Linked DNA regions of Homo sapiens: region 1 is linked to region 2. The links are chromatin loops, found by intact Hi-C in ENCODE. Cell type or tissue: mammary epithelial cell. All regions are shown on one strand. Links, peaks and the distances in the headings refer to the core of each region. The heading gives the core; the rest is flanking DNA.

Region 1 (8,065 bases), core at 1,464-6,463, 350 kb after region 2:
ATGCCTGACGATCTCCTGGCTTTGTCATCACAGTTCTCAGATTTTCATTTTCCTCCTTAAGCTTTTGTCTGTATATCAACAATGCCTAATACAATAGATAATTATATTTACCTACTGTGAAGTCCCTGCTAGAGTTTACTGAATATATTCCAACCTAAATATTTCTTCAGTTTTTTTTTTTTTTTTCAAGACAGAGTCTCACTCTGTCACACAGGCTGGGGTGCAATGATGCAAACATGGCTCACTGCAGCCTCAACCTCCTGGGTTCAAGCGATCCTCCCACCAGAGCCTCCTGAGTAGCTGGGACCACAGGCTCATGCCCACCACACCTGGCTAATTTTTAATTTTTCGTAGAGACAAAATCTCACCATGTTGCCAGGCTGGTCTTGAATTCCTGGGCTCAAGCGATCCTTCTGCCTTGGCCTCCGAAAATGCTGGGATTATAGGTATGAGCCACCATACCTGGCCCTAAATATTTCTTAACTTTCAGTTTTCAGGTATTACAAAATGACTTATCAGCCTTCTTCAATTCTGTCATTATAATTTTGTGTGTTGAAGTCTCATATTAAAAGAGGACAATCTGGTACTTTTTCGATCCCTGTGGATTCTCAGTAGATTTTTCTCTTGGCTCATAATCCCACTAACCTTCATTCATTGTCTTAGAATACACATCATCAAAACCCATAGATGTGAATATATTAAGCCAATTAAGTGATCTTTTATAAGGGCTTTTCCAGTTATATTGCCTTTTCTCCCTTTCTTCTCTCTTTTCTTTCTTTCCAAACACTTCCTAAGTTTCTAAGAGATACCTGGTACTAAGACTATAGATAGGACCAGGAGCTCACAGTGTTTATTTCTTTCTCTGAATAATATTTTATAGTCACACTATACTTTTTGTCATGGTGGTTAATTTTGAGTTATAAAACATATGTAATATGCAATATTTAAATAAGCATTTTTTCTGTAACATCTCTTATGTGTCTTTCCCACCTATCTTAAGAATAGGCAGCATTTATTTTAATGTTCTCTTATTCCTTATTATAAAATGAAAAGCCAGAGTTTTCCAAACCTCCTCCTTGCACACCTAGAAAATTTCATGTGCACGCAAATACATTTTCTACACAAATACTCTTACACTATTCAGACTTTGTATGCCTGCCTTTTTAAAAAAGCTTAATTAATGTACTTCAGAGCTCTTTCAGTATCAACACATAGAGATCCACATAGCTGTACTGTATTTCATTGCATAGATGTAAAATTTTATTTAGCTAGTAGACAGTTTAGTTGTTTCTAACCTTTTATTTAACCTGTGGATATTTAAAAGTGTGTGTGTCTACATAAAAATCTTCAAACAATGCTGCAAATGCATCTTTTACTTATATTTCTATATAAGACTATTTTTGTAGAATAAGTTCCTAGCAGTGAGCTTAATCAAAGAACATATGGATTTAAAATGTTGGCCAGGCATGGTGGCTCACACCTGTAACTCCAGCACTTTGGGAGGCTGAGGCGGGTGGATCACTTGACCCCAGGAGTTTGAGACTAGCCTGGGCAACATGACGAAACCCCGTCTCTACAAAAAATACAAAAATTAGCTGGGTGGCTGGGTGCGGTGGCTCATGCCTATAATCCCAGCACTTTGGGAGGCCAAGATGGGCAGATCACGAGGTCAGGAATTCAAGACCAGCCTGACCAACACGGTGAAACCCTGTCTCTACTAAAAATATAAAAATTAGCCCAGTGTGGCGGCACACGCCTGTAATCCCAGCTACTCAGGAGGCTGAGGCAGGAGAACTGCTTGAACCCTGGAGGTGGAGGTTGTAGTGAGCCGAGATTGTGCCACTGCACTCCAGCCTGGGCGACAGAGTGAGACTCTGTCTCAAAAAAAAAAAAAAAAATTAGCTGGGTGTGGTGGCACACGCCTGTAGTCCCAGCCTACTCTGGAAGCTGAGGTAGGGGGGATCAGTTGAGTCCGGGAGGCAGAGGTTGCAGTGAGCCAAGATTGTGCCACTGCACTGTAGCCTGTGCAGCAGAGTGAGACCCTGTCTCAAAAAAAAAAAAAAAAAATTTATAACTGCTGCCAAATTGTCCCACAAACAGATTGTAACAGCTTGTTTCTACAAACATCATTTGAAAATACCTCTTTCCCCATAATCTTCATCAATAAATACTATGCTTTATTAAAGCTTTTTATGGCAATATCATGGTTGAAAATGTATGTCTTGTTTATTGTTTTAATTTACATTTATTTCGTTATGAATTTGGGCAGTTTTCATGTTTATCAACAACTTATAAATCTTTTTCTATGAATTGCCTATTCCCACCCTTTATTCCTTTTTCTGTTGTGCTTTTTCTTCTTGATTTGTAACAGTTCTTTGAATATTAAGAAACTTAGCCTTGTGTCTGCAATGTGTTTACAAATATTTTCCCAGTTTATTGTTCACTTTTTGAGTTTAATACTGATTTTTAAATTAGATACAAGTTTATATAATCAAATTTCACTTATGACTTCTAGGCCTTATTTTTTCCCTTTCTTTGTATTTCTATTTTGCTTTAACTTTTCAAACTTAATCTAGAAATGTTTTATTTTAAAAGCTGCTTTGTGTGTGTGTGTGTGTGTGTGTGTGTGTGTGTGTGTGTTGCCTGTGCTCTCAGAATTATACAAAAACACTCCCTTGGGAAAACAAGATAGCCCCTTGTCCCCAAAATACTTAAAATCGGATTGGGGAAAGTAAGAATAGTTCAAAGCAGTATGAGTACTGTGAGAATTTGGAGTAAAGATCCATATGGACTAGAAGTAGTTTAGAGGCACTTAGAGGCACCATAGAAGAGGTAGGCTGACTTGGTAATATCTCTCTCCTAGTTCTCATGTTTTCCTGTTATTCTAAATTTATAGTCTGGTTGGTGTTTAGATTCTTGTTTAGCCCTGTTGGTGTTTGCCTTTGATACTCTATTTGGAATATACAAACAACTATGTGGATATAGAAATAGAATCCACTCTGAACTAGACTCTTAAAACTGGTCTGAAATGCAATTAGTTTCTAGAATTAGGGATGAGAGGGGAGCCGAGGAGTGAAGTAGGGTATGGGAAGAAGATGTAGTAGAGGAGTTTCCTCTTTGAGCTTTTTACTCTCTTTTGGTAACTATCCCAACTTGATACAACCAAGTGGTTTGGAGAAAGGCTCAGCAGCTTTATTATTCCTTACTCCAAGTCCCCAGGTTTGTGGGTTTACATTGTTCTCATCCTCATGTACTTCCTACTGTTGGACAATACAAATGGAAACTCCTTCTCTCTTTTCAGGTGAAACCAGTGGGAACGAAAGTGATGCCGAGTATCTGCCAAAGAGTGAGTGAGTCAATGGGGCTGCTCCCGTTGTTGTGATGATCATGGGTTAGGTGGAGTGGCACCTACCTTTGTGACTAAGCATGTTTTTTCCCACATGAAGTTCCATTTTGTAGATGATTTCCTTATTTTCAGAGCCTGTTGAGGTTTGGAGAATTAAACAGTCAGAATTAAACACTGTCAGATGTTTGACAGCATTTAAAGTCTCCCATAGTGGAGTGAGGCAAAACAGTATGGTTCTTATGATGGAATATTCTTAGGGGAGCGGCAGAGAGCTGCATGTCCAGACATATATGCAGTAGTTTCCTGGCAGCCAAAACAGAGTGTGTGAATCATCCTCTGAGCAGTAAATATCTGATTTTTTTTTTTTTTTTTTGAGACGGAGTCTCCCTCTGTCACTCAGGCTGGAGTGCAGTGGCGCAAGCTCGGCTCACTGCAACCTCTGCCTCCCGGGTTCAGGCAATTCTCCTGCCTCAGCCTCCTGAGTAGCTGGGATTATAGGCATGTGCCACCACGCCAAGCTAATTTTTGTATTTTTAGTAGAGATGGGGTTTCACCATATTGGTCAAGCTGGTCTCGAACTCCTGACCTCGTTGATCTGCCTGCCTTGGCCTCCCAAAGTGCTGGGATTACAGGCGTGAGCCACCGCACCCAGCCAAATGTCTGATTTTTTATAGCCACTCAAGTGTAATTATTTAAGTAACTTTGATATCTCTGACATTGAAAAAGGAAATATCTATTTGTTATTTATAGGCATTTATATTCCAGATTATTGTGCTGTTTACTTTCTAGTAGAATATAGAATGCACCATGCATTTCTGACTCTCTTTGTCCAAGCACTTCATGGTGCCTTCATCCTTCATCTAACGATGATGCTTTCTAGTTATCACAGCAAGTTATCTACTTCCTATTTAAGTGACTGTCATACTAAGCCATGGAAAAAGTAGAAGACATGCATTATCAAAGCTGAGTACAGGGCAGTTCCAGTTCCTAATCTGACACCCTAATTTTATGATTAATAGTCTTGTGCTCCCTCCACTGGCCTGAATTGCTTTAGGTGTTTGATTCTGTAGCCTGACTGAAGGTGAAATTTAATAATCATCAGGTTCAGCCTAGATGTGTGAAGATGACTAATTTAGGGCTGTTACTACTGAGAAACAGGACCTAAAATTTTCTTGACTTGAACTCAGCCCTTTGAGGTAAGTAAAGCTTTGACTAGAGCACTGAATGTACTGGATAATTCCGGGGAGCCATTCCAGGATGCATTTTTTAAAAATGCTCTTAATATTTTGATCTATAGTATAACTTCTTTTGGGACAGAATGCATTGTATCAAAAAGAAAGGAAAGACAATTAGAGGTTGAGTCTATCAGTGGCTCGGAATTATACATAAGCAAATCACTGGGACGTGTAGACTATTTTTTCTGCAAGTCCACAGTTTCCTTCAGTGGGGACCACCCCAGATTGCTCAAAATTTAGAGATAAATGAGAATAGAGGATAGATGCTATCCAGTTTTAATTGGTATTGCTATGACTGTTTAAATAGTATGCTTCCATAATTTTATTCTTTTAAGAAAGTCAGCTAATGGATGTCTTCTTCCACTTAATTTTTTTCTCTTGTGTGTAGCACCATTTACTGATACAAGTATATATTCATTGTTAGTAATATGTGGCAAGGAGAGAAGGGAACTGGACAGTTTCTTCAATGTGAGGAAAATTTTTATTTTAATTTATCAAACTCCCCCTTTCTGTACTTAGGACTGAATTATTTTATCAGATCTCTGCCCCCTGCCCCGTGCCACCTGGCACCCTGTGATTTCATGGCATTCCCAGCAGTAGCATCTGTTGTCAGTCTAGCGCTTTTTCGTGACATTTTCCATGTGTCCTGGTTTGATGCCATGAAAGATGGGATAGCATAGATTATTTGTTGGGACATACATAAGTATTGGTTGGGACATGGAATGTCAGTCCCACTGCTGGCCAGAAGTGGAGTGAGGCCCCTGCACACTTGTGAGGGTCTGCACTTCTTCCCCCTAGTATGTCACAGCCTTAACAGGTATGTCTATGTGGCAGATGCTGGTTATTCAACATTCATTCAGCAGTGACTGTGTGAAGATTAATCCTATGTGGGTCATGACCTCTGGATGCTGAAAGGAAGGTAGGGCTACAGAGAAAAAAACATTTCTCCATGATTTCATTACAGATCGCCATAAACGCTTAGCACAACTGCAACCGTCTTCCAAGAGGAATCCTCACTACCAGACCTTGGAGCGGGATCTTATTGAATTACAGGAGCAGCAGCTGTTTGAACTTTTTGTGGTGGTGTCTCTACAGAAGAAACCATCAGGAATAAGCTATATTCCCCAGGTCATACAACAATTCCCTGGCAAGGTAGGCACAAGGAGGCCAAGAGGCATTCAGGAATGTTCCTGTGTCTCTGTGTACATGTATTTCCTGTCCTCTTGGTTTTTGTTATCTCAACAAGTTTTTACCAATACTGTTCTTGTGGTAGGATCTGGTGGCTTTGAAAACATCTTATGTTAGGTATGAGCTGCAACCCAGCAAAACAAAGCAAAACAAAACAAGCTCATTTTCCTAGTTAGTTTTTTAAATTTTTGGCTCTGCCATTTAATAATCTTTAACAAGTTACAAAACCTTAGTTTTCTCATCCTTAAGGAGGGGAATAATAAATGTGACAGAATAGGGTAGTGGTTTAGAGCATGGACTCTGTGTGAAAGCTCTGCATTTCCCACTTACTAGTTCCGTGACTTTAAGCAGTTACTTTTCTTTTTCTTTCTTTTTTTTTTTTAGATGGAGTCTTGCTCTGTTGCCCAGGCTGGAGTGCAGTGGTGCAGTTTTGGCTCACTGCAACCCCTGCAACCTCCACCTCCCAGGTTCAAGCCTCTTGAGTAGCTGGGACTACAGGCGTGTGCCACCACACCCCGCTAATTTTTATGTTTTTAGTAGAGACAGGGTTTCACCATGTTGGCCAGGGTGATCTAGAACTCCTGACCTCAAGTGATCTGCCCACATCAGCCTCCCAAAGTGCTGGGATTACAGGCGTGAGCCACCACGTTGTGTCTTAGTTGTTTAATTTGTAAAATGGGGGTAATCACAATAGTATCTACCCCTCTGAGTCATAGTGAGGATTAAATAAGCTAATTTATATAAGGCACTTAGAACAGTGTCTGGCATATAGTAAGCTGAATATGATGTTATCCATTATCAGTAAGGATTTAGTGAGGTAATGTATATAGTGCTAATGCCATCCCTGGCACATAGTATGTACTCAATAAATGGTAGGTATTAATTTTTGGTAGCCATTATTATTAACAATAATATTTGGTTTCTCTACCTTTTTTTAAAAAATTGTTCATTCTTTTAATCAAATATTTTAAAAATACCTAATATTTGCCAGGATTAGATGATGGGAGTACTACTGAAAAAGATCTTCTTAGTCTCTGTTTCACAGAGCTTATTGAGCCTGTGAACCAGTTAAGCCCACAGACATGGTTGGGTTTCTTTTGCTTTGCATAGTGTTTGTGTAAAAGAACAACAATAATTTTTGTTGCCAACATTTAACAATCAAATTTCACATACAAATCTGTATTTCTGCCTTTTCCTGAGAAACTGGAAAGACTGCCAACACAGCCTGCATTCCTAAGTGTCAGGAATGGGTTGAAGCTTAATAAGGAGCAGGACTTCAGAGCAGGTGACCAGTGTAGTTACATAAGGCCCTCACTCAGAAGGGCCCTGCGTGTAGGGTTTAATGATCTGCAGTCACCATCTTGAAATGCTAAATAATTTTATCTTTGAATTTGTGTTTTGTAAATGAAGTCTGGTAGGAAAACTGGGCATGTGCCAAGGTCTTAAAGCCTGAGTTCATGCATGGTGTCACCTTCTGCTGCTTCCCTAGGATGAGTTCTCTTGTTGTCCTGTTCTCCACTGCCTGATTCCCTGGGCCCTAGTAAGTGCCCTTTCCACCCCTACTCAGTGACTACTGCCACTTTCTCCCCCTGGCTGGGCACAGGCATTGGGAGGGTTAGGATCAGACCAGCATTGCCCTGCAACATCTCCAGGCAAGGCATGGGGCAGCTTTCCCTGGCCTGGGCTGGTGGTGCCACTTGTGGGTGACTACTTGGGGATTGCTCAACTGCTGTGGGTTGGAATGGTGGCCCCCATGGGAAGGGGAGATGCCTGGCTTAACTTCCCAACCCCTAGTCGAAACACAGAGTCTCAATTCTGCAGCTACCCAGAGAGGAAACCCAGCACCTTGTGGGCCACTTGTGTACCGGATTGCAGACTGCAGCACCTGGGTGTCTGGGAGAGTCTACAGTCATCCCCCAGGATCCTCATGTCTGAGGGAGTGTGACATTAAATAGCAAATAAAAACTCCATTACAGAGGCCACAGAAGAAAAAAGATGTTTTATATTTAATTTGTTCTGCTTTTTGAACAAGGGGCTCCACATTTTCATTTTGCATTATGCTATCTGAATTATGTAGTTTTCCTTAGTAAGGAGTGATCCCTTTAATAGGGACATTTAGTCACTCTCCTGCTTATTACTTGGACGACTTCTTTCATTTCAGTTATCTGCTTGGCCACTTTAGGACTGTTGGGTTTATAACCCTGAGTTACATGTTTCACTAAAAAAGCTGGTGAAGTACAACTGTACTGGAATCTAAGAGACATTTCCTGCATGGATTCTCATTTTCAAAAAGTCC
Region 2 (8,065 bases), core at 1,700-6,699:
AGCCAGTATCACCCTAATACCAAAACCAGGAGAGGACAAAACGAAAAAAGAAAATTACAGACAAATATCCCTGATGAACATAGATGCACAAATCCTCAACAAAATACTAGCTAACCGAGTCTAACAGCATATCAAAAAGATAATACATTTCTCAAAAGAAGATATACCAATGGCAAACAGGTATATGAAAACGTACTCAACATTACTGATCATCAGAGAAATGCAAATCAAAACTACAATGAGATATCATCTTACCCCAGTTAAAATGGCTTTTATCCAAAAGTCAGGCAATAACAAATGCTGACGAGGACGTGGAGAAAAGGGAACCCTCATACACTGCTGGTGGGAATGTAAATTAGTACAACCACTGTGGAGGTTCCTCAAAAAACTAAAAATAGGCTGGGCGTGGTGGCTCACGCCCGTAATCCCAGCACTTAGGGAGGCCAAGGCGAGTGGATCACCTGAGGTCAGGAGTTCGAGACAAGCCTGGCCAACATGGCAAAACCCCATCTCTACTAAAAATACAAAAATTAGCCAGGGGTGATGGTGCATGCCTGTGATCCCAGCTACTCGGGAGGCTGAGGCAGGAGAATCACTTGAACCCAGGAGGTGGAGGTTGCAGTGAGCCGAGATCACACCACTGCACTCCAGCATGGGCAACAGAGCAAGACTCCATCTCAAAAAAAAAAAAAAAAAAAAAACAAGCAAACTAAAAATAATCAGCTGCTATAGACTGTATGATCCAGCCATCCCACTGCTAGGTATATACCCAAAAGAAAAGAAATCCATTTACCTAAGAAATATCTGCACTCCCATGTTTACTGTAACACTGTTCACAATAGCCAAGATTTGGAAGCAACCCAAATGTCCATCACCTGATGACTGGGTAAAGAAAATGTGGTGCATACACACCCTGAACTACTATTCAGCCATAAAAAAGAATAAGATCCTGTGATTTGCAGCAGCATGGGTGGAACTGGAGGTCATTATGTTAAGTGAAATAAGCCAGGCACAGAAAGACAAACTTTCCATGTTCTCACTTGTCTGTGGGTACTAAAAATTATAGCCATTGAACTCATGGAGATAGAGAATAGAAGGATGATTATCAGAGGCTGGGAAGGGTAGTAGGGAGGAGGGGAGGGGGTGTGTGGGGAAAGGAGAATGGTTAATGGATATAAAAAATAGAAAGAATGAATAAGATATAGCATTTGATAGCACAATAGGGTGATTATGGCCAATAATTTAAGTGGACATTTTAAAATAACTAAAAGTATAATTGGATTGTTTGTAATACAAAGGATAAATGCTTGAGGTGATGGATACCTCATTCACTCTGATAAAATTATTACACAATGTATGCTTCTATCAAAATATCCCATACACCCCATAAATATACACACCTACAATGTACCCACAAAAATTAAAAATTAAAAGACAGAAAACTATAGCTCAATAGCTCTCATAAATGTAGATGCAAAAAATTCTCAACTCAAAATGCTAGCAAACCAAATCCAGCAAAATAAAATGGGGATTATATACCAAGACCAAGTAGAATTTCTGCCAAGAATGTAAAGTTGGTTTCACATCTGAAAATCAATTACTGTAATACATAATATTAATGGAATAAACGGAGAAACCCACATGATCACCTCAACAGACATGGAAAAAGCATTTCACAAATCTAACACCCTTTTATGGTAAAACAAAAGAGAACAAAACAACCTTTAAACTAATTAGGAATAGAAGAGAACTTTCTCAGTTTGATAAAGGGCATCTAGATACACTGAATTTCATCAAAATGAAAACTTTTGTGTTGCAAATGATACCAACAAGAAACTGAAAAAACAACCCACAGAATGAGAGAAAATATCTGCAAATAGTACATCATATAAAGAACATGTATCTGAAATAAAGAACTCTTTTTTTTTTTTTTTTGAGACGGAGTCTCACTCTGTTGCCCAGGCTGGAGTGCAGTGGCACAATCTCGGCTCACTGCAAGCTCCACCTCCCAGGTTCATGCCATTCTCCTGCCTCAGCCTCCCGAGTAGCTGGGACTACGGGCACCCACCACCATGCCCGGCTAATTTTTTTTTTTTTTTTTTTTTTTTAGTAGAGACAGGGTTTCACCGTGTTAGCCAGGATGGACTCAATCTCCTGACCTTGTGATCCGCCCGCCTCAGCCTCCCAAAGTGCTGGGATTACAGGCATGGGCCACCGCACCCGGCCTGAAATAAAGAACTTTTAAAACTGAATAATAAAAAGATAAATTACTAAATAATTTTTATTGATATATAATAGTTGTACATATTTTGGGAGTACATGTGATATTTTGATATCTGTATATGATACATAATAATCAAAATCAGAGTAATTAGGATATCTATCATCTCAAACATTTATCATTTCTTTGTGTTGGGAATATTCCAATTCTTCTCCTATAGCTATTTTGAAGTATTCAATATTTTGAAACCTACACTAGCCCTATTGTGCTACCAAACACTGGAACTTATATCTTTTATCTAATTGTATATTTGTACCCATTAATCAATCCCTCTTCATCCCTCCCTCCCCACTACCCTTCCCAGCCTCCAGTAACCACCGCTGTATTTACTACCTCCATGAGATAATTTTTTAAGCTCCCACATATGAGTGAGAATATTTAACAGCTGTTTTTCTGTGCCTAGCTTATTTCACATAACACAATATCCTCCAGCTCCATCCATGTAGTTGCAAATGACAAAGTTTCCTTCTTTTTTATGGCTGATTAATATTCCATTGCATATGGAATGTATACCACATTTTCTTTATCCAATCACTTGTTAATGAACACTTAGTTGATTCCATATTTTGGCAATTGTGAATAGTGCTACAGTAAACATGGGAATTTAGATCTCTCTTCAATATGCTGATTTCCTTTCTTTTGGATATATACTCAGTAATGGGATTGCTGGGTCATAAGGTAGCTCTATTTTTAGTTTTTTGAGGAACCTCTAGACTGTTTTCCATAATGGCTGTACCAATTTACACTCCCAGCAACAGTAAACAAGGGTTCCCTTTGTTCCACATCCTCATCAACACTTGCTATCTTTTGACTTTTAGCAACAGCCATCCTAATAGGTGTGAGGTTATATCTCATTGTGGTGGTGTTGATTTGTGTTTCCCTGATGATTAGTGATGTTGAGCATGTTTTCATATACCTGTTTCCATCTGTATGTCTTCTTTTGAGAAATGTTTTGTCCAATTTTTAATCAGATAATTTGGGGTTTTTTGCTATTGAATTGTTTGAGTTTCTTATATATTCTGGTTATTCATCTCTTGTTGGATGGATAGTTTCCAAACATGTTCTCCCATTCCAAGGGTTGATTTTTCTCACTTTGCTGTTTCCTTTGCTGTGCAGAGACTTTGTAGCTTGATATAATCCTGTTTTATCCATTTTTGCTTTCATTGCCTATGCTTTTTGAGGTCTCACTCAAATAATCTTTGACCGGACCAATGCCCTGTAGCATTTACCCAGTGTTTTCTTTCAGTAATTTCATAGTTTCAGGTCTTACATCTAAGTAAACTTAATGTTTACTTAAGGAGTTCAAGACCAGTTTAGGCAACATAGCAAGACCCCTGCAAAAAATTTAAAAATTAGCTGGGTGGGGTGGTGGTCACTTGTAGTCCCAGCTACTTAGTAGGCTGAGACCACAGGATCTCTTGAACCCAGGAGTTGGAGATTCCAGTGAGCTATGATTGTACCATTGCACTTCATCCTGGGCAAGAGAGAGAAACCCTGTTTCTACAAAAACAAACAAACAACAACAACAACAACAAAACCTGGCCATTTCTAATTCTTTGAGAGATCACACATTTCCATCAATTTAGGGTCAGTCTCTGGCACCTTATTTTGTCTGTTTGGTGAGGTTATATTTCCCTTAATGTTCTTGATGCTTGTGGATGTGTGACAATGTCTGCACACTGAGAGATTAAGTATTTAATTGTAGGCACAGTCTGCCTTTGTTTGTGGTTCTCAGTGATTCTAGTGATTCTAAGAAGTCTGGTTGTTGTGTTTCCTGAGCCTGTGACCACTGCAGCCATCTCAGCACTAGAGGATGCTCTAAGTCCACACTTGCCATGAGTCTTGCAAGGACTCCAAGGTTGACATGCCATTCCAGCCCAGATAAGCCTGGGAAAGATCCAAGGAGGGTACTAGAGCTGTATGGGAATGCTGACCAGGGACCTGAGTTCAGAAGATTGTCCGAGTGGCTGAGATGGACATGCCTCCCAGCAGGTCTCTGCATGGGCAAGATAGGATGTCAAGTGCAGCTTGAGGGGCTGGAGTTGACCATAGTTCCCCTCAGGATCTGCTGTGGGTTGGAGGCTGAAGAGCCTAATCTTGGTGGCTGAGAGAACACATGTCTCCTAGGAGAACCCTGCACAGACAATAGTTTCCTAAGTGTAGCAGGATGGACTGGAGCTGAGAATTAGCTCCCTCAGGATTATTGTGAGATAGAGGTTGGAATGCCTATCCCATTGGATTAGAGGAGTGTACATCTCTCAGCAGGGCCCTGCACAGACAGGATAGTTCCCTGATTGCAGCAGGAAGGACTAGACCTGTGACTGTCCCCCCACCACCCATCCAAGATCTGCTGGGGGACACAGGCTGGAGAGCCCATCTTGTTAGCCCAAACAGGTACACATCTCCCAGACAAGATAGATCTCAGAGACAGCACAAGGAAAGAGGTTGGTGATCCTATTCAGGATGGCTTAGACTCCTCAGCTGCGAGGTATGGGTGAGTCTCCCTCTGGGTCCTTGTGTTAGCAGCTCTCAGCTGGGACCTCAGATAAAGTGGGCTAGGGAAGTGCCACAAAACAACTATTATGTTCACTGCCAAAACCAATATCAGCAAGCAGACAAGCCTTTCTATCAAGGCACTAATAGTGTGATTCCCCCGGACTCTTTGGCAGATGGTTTTGATTGCAAGCTCAGGGACAAAGAGGGCTATAGCCAAGCCACTTAGAGGACTGGGCCATTCCTGGGCTTGAACCTGGGAGCAAACTCAGTAGGTCAGCCACCTGTAACCTACTGTCAGTCTGCACTCTCAAAATGACCCTCCAAGTGCTGTCAGTCTGCACTCTCAAAATGACCCTCCAAGGTCTTTGGTTCCATGAGGGTTTCAGAGACTCCCTCTTGAGTCCTGAGGCTCCCAAAGTGAGATTTTGACTGGATAGGTGCAGAATTCTTGTTGTTTTGAGGAGATAAGAGTGGGTTAATGGTGACCCTGAAACAGCCTAATTAACCATTACAGAAATTGAATTTATTGTTTAAAAGTCCTTTTCAGAAATCTACAAGCCTGGATAGTTTCACTGGAGAAGGCTACCAGTCTACCAAACAGAAAGAAAAATTAACACCAATTTTATACAATCTCTTCCCGAAAACAGAAGCAAGGAAAACACTTCCAGACTCATGATATCATAACCAGACAAGATAGTATAGAGAAGAAAACTACAGACCAATATTTCTCATGAACTTATATTTTAAATCCTCAACAAAAAATTAGCAGATTAAATCTAGCAAGTGCCCTCTCTCTCTCTCTCCCTGTTTCTCACTCTCCATATGTATATGTCATACACCAAATGGGATTTATTCTAGGGAATAGCATTCAAAAAATCAACCAAGGTAATCCACCATATCAACAAGATAAAAAGAAAAATAATATGATAATATCAATCAATGCAGAAAAAGCATCTGATAAAATCCAGTACCAATTCACGATTTTTAAAAACTCTAATTAAATTACTACAGGGAGATTACATCAACTTGATTTTTTAAATCTAGAAAAAATCTATAGCTAACATCATACTTATTGGTTAAAAAATTGAATGCTTTTCTCCCTACATTTATCAATACTGCAAGCATGTATGCTCTCGCCACTTATCAGTCTACCACATGGTACTGGAAGTTCTAGTCATTCACTGTAATAAGTCAAGAAAAAGAAATAAAGGCCAGGCGCGGTGGCTCATGCCTGTAATGCCAGCACTTTGGGAGGCCGAGGCAGGCGGATCGCGAGGTCAAGAGATTGAGGCCATCCTGGACAACATGGTGAAACTCCGTCTCTAGTACAAAGACAAAAATTAGCTGGGCATGGCGGCGTGTGCCTGTAGTCCCAGCTGCTCGGGAAGCTGAGGCAGGAGAATCTCTTGAACCCAGATGGTGGAGGTTGCAGTGAGCCGAGATCACGCCACTGCACTCCAGCCTGGTGACAGAGCAAGACTCCGTCTCAAAAATAAATAAATAAAAAATAAATAAATAAATAAATAAATAAATAAATAAAAAGCATACTGACTGGAAAGGATAAAATAAAATATAATTAATTATTATTGTATTTATTAATATTAGTGCTTCATCCTTTCCAATCATCCTGAAGATGACAAATGTCTGCACAGAAAATCACAAAGAATAAAAATAAGCATTGTAGAGCTAATAAATAAGTTTAGCATGGGCACAGGATACAAAATAAACACAAAAATCAATCATGTTTCTGTACACTAATGATAAGCATATAGGAAACAAAATTAAAAACACAATCTATTGCACTGCATGATGACCACCACTAATAATAAGATATTGCATATTTTAAAATTGCTAAAAGATTTTTAATGTTCTCACGTCAAAAAAATGATAAGTTGGCAAGGTCATAGACATGTTAATTAGTTTGATTGAATCTTCTATAACGTACACGTACGTATATCAACATGTCAGATTGCACCTCATAAATGTACACAATTACTATTTGTCAATTAAAAATTAATAAAAATAAGAACAAATGTCTATTTTTTTCAATTGCATGAAAGGAAATGAAATAGATATACATTTAACAAAACAGGTTTAGAGGCTATATAATGAAAATTATGAAATTCTTATGAAAGAAATCAAATATCTAATAAATGGAGAAAAATACCATGCTATAGATTTGAAAACTCAACAAAGTAAAGATGTCAATTTTCCTCAAACTGTGATCTATAGGTTTAATAAATTTTCTATCAAAATCCCAGCAAGGTTTTTGTAAAAATAAATTTATTCTAAAATATATGGAAAGTAACAGGTACTAAAACATCTAAAACAATCTTGACAGAGAAAAATAAAGTAGGAGAATCATTTTACTTGATATTAAGGCTTAGTATAAAGTAAGCATGGCAGTGATATTGGTGAAGAGACACATAGATCAATGGAACAGAATAAAGACCATAGAAATAGATCCATAAGAACATGCCTAACTAGTTTTTGACAAAAGTTTGAAAGTAATTCAATGGAGATAAAGCAGTCTTTTCAACAGCTGGTGACAGAGCAATCTGAGATCCATAGGCAAAAAACTGAACTTCACGCTTTATATAACAATTAACTCAAAATGGATCACAGATGTAAGTATAAAAAATAAAATTCTAAAGCTTTTACAAAAAGACACAGGCCAAAGTCTTTGGGATCTAGGGCTAGGGAAAGAGTTCTTAGACTTGGGATCAAAAGCACAATCCATAAAAGGAAAAACTGAGAAATTAAAATTTATCAAGATTAAAAACTTGTTCTGCAAAAAAACTGTTAGAATAAAAAGACAAGCTATAGACTGGGAGCATACACTGGCAAACCACATATCTGATGCTATGGTTTGAATGTTTGTACCCTCCAAAACTCATGTTGAAATTTGGTTGTCATTGTGGCATTGTTAGGAAGTAGGACATTTGGAAGGTGATAGGGCCATGAGGGCTCTGCCCTTATGGGTGGCAGGAATCCCATCATAAAAAGACATGTTTGGCCCTCTTGTTATTCTTTGCCTTTTTATCTTCCACCATATGAAGACAGGTCATTTCTCTCTCTGGAGGATGCCACAAAAGGCCCTCACCAGATGCTGGCACCTTGATCTTGAACTTCCCATTTTCCAGAACTGTGAGAAAAATACATTTCTGTTCTTTATAAATTACCCAGTCTCAAGTATTCTGTTATAGCAACACAAATGGAATAAGTCCTCTGACAGAGGACTAATAATTACATTATATAAAGAATTCTTAAAATTCAACAGGTAAAAAC

What was found. Peaks named below come from ENCODE experiments on the same cell type or tissue, not always from the same donor. Only the 100,000 strongest peaks of a DNase experiment are listed, where the experiment ranks them.
Region 1: it touches region 2 in a loop (13-fold over the local background); 1 of 110 quality-filtered maps calls a loop at or near these places.

The regions. Positions count from the first base shown.
Region 1 is chr1:114,606,354-114,614,418 of GRCh38, reverse strand. It overlaps DENND2C (DENN domain containing 2C), which reads left to right. Exons shown (of 21, transcript NM_001256404.2): 9 at 3,302-3,346; 10 at 5,546-5,733. Among named protein-coding and RNA genes, the nearest start is that of BCAS2, 29 kb to the right of the region's middle. In mammary epithelial cell, for the core only: a CTCF peak has its summit at 4,378 (motif pointing left); DNase peaks (open chromatin) are centred at 3,338 and 4,378; H3K4me3 peaks cover 299 bases; H3K27ac peaks cover 3,903 bases.
Region 2 is chr1:114,952,800-114,960,864 of GRCh38, reverse strand. All of the region lies in intron 27 of SYCP1 (synaptonemal complex protein 1), which reads right to left. Among named protein-coding and RNA genes, the nearest start is that of TSHB, 73 kb to the left of the region's middle. In mammary epithelial cell, for the core only: a CTCF peak has its summit at 4,089; no DNase peak of the experiment used is centred there; H3K27me3 peaks cover 172 bases.